2 separate regions of the Homo sapiens genome follow, and region 2 is linked to region 1. A link is a contact called in ENCODE Hi-C or POLR2A ChIA-PET data. All regions are on one chromosome and are shown on one strand. The core of a region is the stretch at or near the end of the contact, and the rest is flanking DNA. Distances in the headings are between cores, read along the strand shown. Region 1 has its middle 28 kb from the start of SNRNP48. Region 2 overlaps TXNDC5 (thioredoxin domain containing 5).

Region 1 (2,911 bases), core at 132-2,631:
CGAACTCCTGGGCTCAAGTGATCCACACACCTCAGCCTCCCAAAGTGCTGGGATTACAAGTGTGAGCCACCGCGCATCCTGCCACAATTAGGACTTTGATCTCCATTTTGGCACCTCTGAATCTTAAACACTTATCACAGTAATGTCAGTGGGGATCTGAAATTCATTGTGACAAAGATGTAAAGGAGAGTGGCCTGTAGAAGTATTTTTCCCAGAGATATTTGGATTTCAAAATGGAACAAAGTGTACTGTGTTTCCTAGTGGCTTTATTTTCCTTCTTTATAGTTGTGCAAATTTGTCACATGTTCTTCACTTAGAAGATATTTTTTGCATTGGAAAATAAAATTTAAGTATAAATTTACTGTGTCTCACCACTTCTTCCTCCCCAAAATCATCATTATTTTCCCTTTGTGTTTGATATTGAGCTGACGGGCATTCTACTCTAAAGCTGAAGTTCAGCCTCCTAGATTCCTGCATGGAATCATTCAACCCGTTTTTCCTGGGTGCCTTCTGTGTTCTAGGCTCCGTAGCAGGTGCTGGGTGCTCTGGAGTCAGGCTGCCTGAGGTCTCATCCCAGTGCTGTGTGAGCTCAGTCAAGTTGCTTAATCTCTCTGTGCGTTGGGTTTTGTTGGTTGGTTTGGGGTTGGGGGTTTTTATGTAGGAGAGAACAAACAATTAAATGAGTTAGCGTGTGAGGCCTGTAGGGCAGCCCTAGCTCCTTGGAGGCACTCAGTACCCATCAGCTCTCATCATCCCAGATGCCCAGAAAGGAACAGCCTTTGTGGCAGGGTGGGAAAGAAGTTTGTGTCTGCCAGTTTCTATTTTCTAAGTGAAGTGGGAAGTGGCCAGGCTGTCAGTTTGAGGAAAGCAAAGAAGACAGGAAGAGGGGAGTTAAAGGTGTGGAGGGGAGTGACTGGGGTCCTTACCCCTTCGTGGCACCAGGTTGGGGTCTTGTGATGCTCTCTAGCCGCACACGGCTAGGAACAGAGAGAAAGGCTTGGAAGAGTCCAGGCTGAGTTGCCCCCGGCTGCTGTGATGGAAGCCATCAGGACAAGGGATATGGCCACAGAGTGGGCGAGGTGACAAACAGAAGATGCAGACAGCAGGAATGCCACACCCCACTTGCTTCTGTAGGAGGCTGCCAGGTTGTTACATGGCCAGCATGAGCCACTTCGCCAGATTAGCATACAAGGAAGGCACTGTCACTCTTATTTTTCATATTGAAACCGACTCAGGCTACAACACACCAGATTCGCAGGAAGTTCAACATCTCCCACTTGTGGCTTGGCACCAACTCTTCGCATTGTCCAAAAACCCTCACGTGCTTATTAGTGTCTCCAAGGCCAGTCCCATCCAGTCACATAAAGCAAAACTCAGCAAATGCCCTCGGGGCTGAAGAAAACCACAGCTACCCCAGAACGAGGCTGCTCCGGAATGAGCTGCCCTGCCAGGCAGTGAGGATTGCAAGAGCTACAATCAAGCACTCTTCTTGTCTAATTCAAAGAGATCATGGGCACTACTGCGGGTTCCAAGACTTAGTGATTCTTTAAGGCAGCAAAATTCCACTTTTTCCAGAATATTTCCACCCAGGAAGTCCCACACTCAGAATAAGCCTGGATCCCCAGGATCCTACTCACAAGCAAGTACCCCAGGCAGAGAGGTGCTCCACCCAGCACTGCCCACAGCCTTTTTCATGTCCATGACAATCTGGGCATCCCATGGAACCCAGGTCACCAGGTTAGCTGTCTGAGGGAGGCCTTGGAGCTTACTTCTGTCAGTAGACCCGCCTCAGCAGGCACTATCTCCAAATGTAGAAGTCTGGATAATGCTCAGCCTCAAAAAGGAGAAGATTGGGGTTTTCATTTCTTTCCTCAAAGGAAGTTCATTATCTCCCTACACTTGAAGGAGGGACCAAAGAAAGGGACAGCCTCCTGAAGTCTCCAAAGAGGCCCTGGCCCACCCCTCTAGGACAAAGCTTGCTGCACGTCCACAGAAACAAATGTATTCACCTGATTCTTCCCAGGACAGAGAAAATCTGCCTTGCTGTCTCCGTCCCGACAGAGAAACAATGAGCAATGGCAGCTCCTCTCCATATAAATAAGTCATCAATTAGTTAAAAATTGATTTAAAATACTGTTGCTTTAGTCAACCAGACGTATACAGGTTAGAGAGAATATGTTCCTTTTTTTTCGAAATTGGATCGCCTTGGACACTGGTCCTCATTCATTCATCTGACAAATAGCTGTGGCGCGTCCACCATCTGCCAGGCACTGGGCATCCAGCAGGGAGCAGAGAAACCAAGTCCCTGCGCTTGTGAAACTTACAATCTCATAAGCTATGTTAGGCTACAAAGTGCTACAGGGGAAAACAATGGAAGGGGAAAGGGTGGAGAAAGTACAATTTTAAATAGGAGGGTCTGGAAAGGCGGCTCTGAAAAGATGACTCTGGAATAGAGAACCAGAGGACGTGAAGAACAAGATTTTCAACAGGAGGAAGAGCGAGAACATGAGATGGGACCAAACCTCATGCACCTGGGGAGCAAGGAGTGGATGCAGGATGGGTGAGGGAGGCCACGGTGGGAGGTGAGGTTAGAGCGAGGGGTGGGCACAGGCCATGCGGGCCTTTAGGTCTTGGTGAGAAATCTGGACTTTCCTCTGTGTGAGATGGGGACCCGCTGGAGGGTTCTGAGCAGAGAAGTGACATGGTCTTACCTTCATTATTATAGGACCGTGCAGGCTCCTGGCTCCTACACAGAGAAATAGACAAGATGGGAGACAAGCTGGAAGCATACAGACCCAGAAGAAAGTTTTCTGATTGTCTGGGATGATACTGGCTTTGATTAGGCTGATGGCAAGCGTGGTAGTAAGAAATGGGAAAACACTGAAATCAGTAGAATTTGCCAACGGATTAG
Region 2 (2,919 bases), core at 399-2,898, 280 kb before region 1:
CATGTGAGGGCACAGCAAGAAGACACCATCTGTGAACCAGAAAGCCCTCACCAGACACTGACTCTGCTGGCACCTTGATCTCAGACTTCCCAGTCTCTAGAGCTAGGCGAAATAGATTCTGTTGTTTCTAAGACACCCAATCTGTGGTCTTCTGTTACAGCCGTTGAACTAAGACACTATTCAAACCTTCATGTCAGATTTTACATATGTTGCCGTCTTACAATTCTGATACCGTACATTGGGCATTTACTCACAAAATCCACATACGCGCTGTAGAAGTGGCAGGGGTGTTTAGATGAGCAGGCTTGCTAACAAATGGTACTCTGTATTTCTTTTTTCTTCTATTGGTAGTCACATTTTTGCCTATCCTTGACACCTTCTATGAATTTTTATCTAGAGTATTAGAGCACGTTTTCCCGTGACTGCTGGAGGGATACAGGAACTGAGTGTTAATTTCATCCTCTGGTGATGTCTTTTGCTTATGGTTAAAGGACCTACTCCCGTATCCTCTCTGCAGATTCCTTCAGAGGCCAACATTTGTAGGAAAAAGAAAAGATTCCTTCTCTATGGGAAGGTGAATGGACAGCATCAGTCAATGTCAAGGATGTTCTTATAGCTGGAAACTTGAATTCTCACAGTAACTGGATATTCAGGCCTTGTAAGAGTTGAATACCTGCCAGGTGGCCTGGAAGAATACCTTAATTGCAAAACAACACCGTGTCTGCTCCAGTCCTAATTTGAACACAGACAACAACTGCTGAAGCCGGGAAAGCATAACAGTAGCTTGCAGGGAAGGCCCGAGGCTGCTGCAGAGGAGCACTGAGTACTGTAGCTTTTGAGGCCTCAGTCACAGCAGCGGGCTGGAAGTTTTCACCTCATTTTAGTTTTCCTTGAATAAAACCAGAAACTTCTGAAAGTTTAGGATTAACTGAATGTATTATCTCCTGGAACGTTATGTTTGTTTCCTTTTTATCAGAGAGGAGCAGATACATGCCTGGCTGCAGCCCCTTGACAGCTCATTTTCTGATTGTTTCACTAAATGAGTTTGCTCTCTGATAAGACAACTTTCTTTTTGCTCTGTCTAATCCTTTGTTATTCTTTCAGCTTAAAGCTTTTCAAGCCAGGCCAAGAAGCTGTGAAGTACCAGGGTCCTCGGGACTTCCAGACACTGGAAAACTGGATGCTGCAGACACTGAACGAGGAGCCAGTGGTGAGTGTCTACCTCCTTCCCTCCCTCCCTCCCTCCCTCCCTCTCTCCCTGCCTACATCTTTGGGGTAATATGTAACGGGGCAGAGGCCAGTTGAGGTTAATGATTAAGGCTGCCATTTTAAAGCAACTCTACTTTTTTTGGAGCTTATTGGTATTACAGGTAAAGATGAACTTTTACAGAAACTTTTTGGTGTGGAAATACCTAAATGTGCACAAAAGTCAAGAGAAGGCTAAACCCTGAGTTTCAGCAGTTACCACCATTTTGGTGTTTGTCTTCCCCACCACCCTGCGCCTTGTTTGGCTGTAGTCAGTCTTCAGGGAAGTCACTTGTGTGGCCTCACAGATAAGCACTTACTCTTTGTTAACACTGCCACCCTGCCACTGTCACAGGTAATACAGTTCACAACTGTACCCCAGCATCAGAGACTGACTCTGGACCACCTGGGGTCAGGGCTGGGCCCAGCCTAGAATCTCCTATCCAAGCCAGCACTGGAGCCTCCTCCCATCCCCCCGACCTTTGCCCTCCACCACCTGCAGCCCTCTGGCTCGGGCCTAGCCCGACAGCTGTACCCGTAGGGTGGATCCTTCCTTTTCTTCTCGGTGCTCAGTCCCCGAGTCTCTAATGGGCTTTGCTTATAACATCATTTTGTACCATTAATACTCTGTGTCTTAATGCACTTCCCTTACTAAGGCTAATATCAGGAGATTGTAGACTCTTAGAATATTATGTACTAAAAAGGATTTATAATCCTCCCCCTCCCCAGTTGATGTTGGAAGTCTTCACTTTTTTATAAATCATCATGATCATAAACCACTGGTTAAGTGTTCCTTTGTGGGTGGTGCCTTCTGATTAATGCCGAGTGCTCAGGTCCCTGGATGCCGGGTAGACCTGGTGGGTCATGCTGCTGTGTTGGAGAGGGACTGGAAAAACACTCGTGTTCCTACACTGTAGGATCCTGATGAGCTAGGAAGAGCATCTGAAGTCTTTGTAATTTCAATTTCAACAAATACCTAAGACTACCTTCTTGTATCAGCTAAGCGCCCACTGATTTGAAGGTGGTCTGTGGTGGTCCTTTTGGAGCTTTGCCGCTTACTGTTGCCAGTTTCCAGTGTGTCTGTGCGGCTCTTCCGCTCTGCCCCATCTTCTCTGATGACCTAATCAGAAACTTGGCTGCTGATTCAGTGCTTCCATCCCTCACCTGCAAAGACTCTCTCAACTCGGCTGGGTGTGGTGGCTCATGCCTGTAATCCTAGCACTTTGGGAGGCTGAGGCGGGTGGATCACCCAAGGTCAAGAGTTCAAGACCAGCCTGGCCAACATGGTGAAACGTCGTCTCTGCTAAAAATACAAAAATTAGCCAGGTGGTAGGTGCCTGTAATCCCAGCTACTTGGGAGGCTGAGGCAGGAGAATCACTTGAACCCAGGAGGCAGAGGTTGCAGTGAGGCGAGATCATGCCACTGCACTCCAGCCTATGCAACAGAGCAAAAACTATCGTGGAAAAAAAAAAAAAACTCTCTGAACTGTATGGTGGAGACTGTTGGTGTGTGATGTTATGTCGTTGAACCAGAGACTTACCTAACTTTAGCTAAAAGAACCACAGACCTCTCAGGAAATTTGCATCTTTGTCCTGGCAAGAAAGCTGAATGAGCAGGTGTGACTTTCATAGTTTTCAATTGGACATTGTTTCCTTTGTGAAAATATTCTCTTT

What was found. Hi-C counts contacts between places; a loop is a spot of excess contacts on that map. ChIA-PET counts read pairs that join two places held with the same protein, here RNA polymerase II (POLR2A). Pooled maps may share reads with other maps.
Region 2: a loop to region 1 is called in a map of mammary epithelial cell, with 3 times the contacts of the local background. The contact joins two enhancer-like sites. A Hi-C loop is called at or near these places in 1 of 168 maps with a recorded cell type or tissue (mammary epithelial cell) and 3 of 50 pooled maps. POLR2A ChIA-PET finds 5 or more read pairs at or near these places in 3 of 52 experiments (IMR-90, OCI-LY7 and activated CD8-positive, alpha-beta memory T cell).

Annotation. Positions count from the first base shown.
Region 1 is chr6:7,616,906-7,619,816 of GRCh38, reverse strand. No RefSeq gene overlaps it. Among named protein-coding and RNA genes, the nearest start is that of SNRNP48, 28 kb to the right of the region's middle. Within about 2 kb of position 1,381, at least 4 of the 41 ENCODE cell types and tissues checked have a DNase peak (open chromatin) inside an H3K27ac peak, as active enhancers do.
Region 2 is chr6:7,897,867-7,900,785 of GRCh38, reverse strand. It overlaps TXNDC5 (thioredoxin domain containing 5), which reads left to right. Exons shown (of 10, transcript NM_030810.5): 3 at 1,105-1,210. BLOC1S5-TXNDC5 (BLOC1S5-TXNDC5 readthrough (NMD candidate)) reads left to right here. Exons shown (of 13, transcript NR_037616.1): 6 at 1,105-1,210. Among named protein-coding and RNA genes, the nearest start is that of TXNDC5, 11 kb to the left of the region's middle. Within about 2 kb of position 1,648, at least 5 of the 41 ENCODE cell types and tissues checked have a DNase peak (open chromatin) inside an H3K27ac peak, as active enhancers do.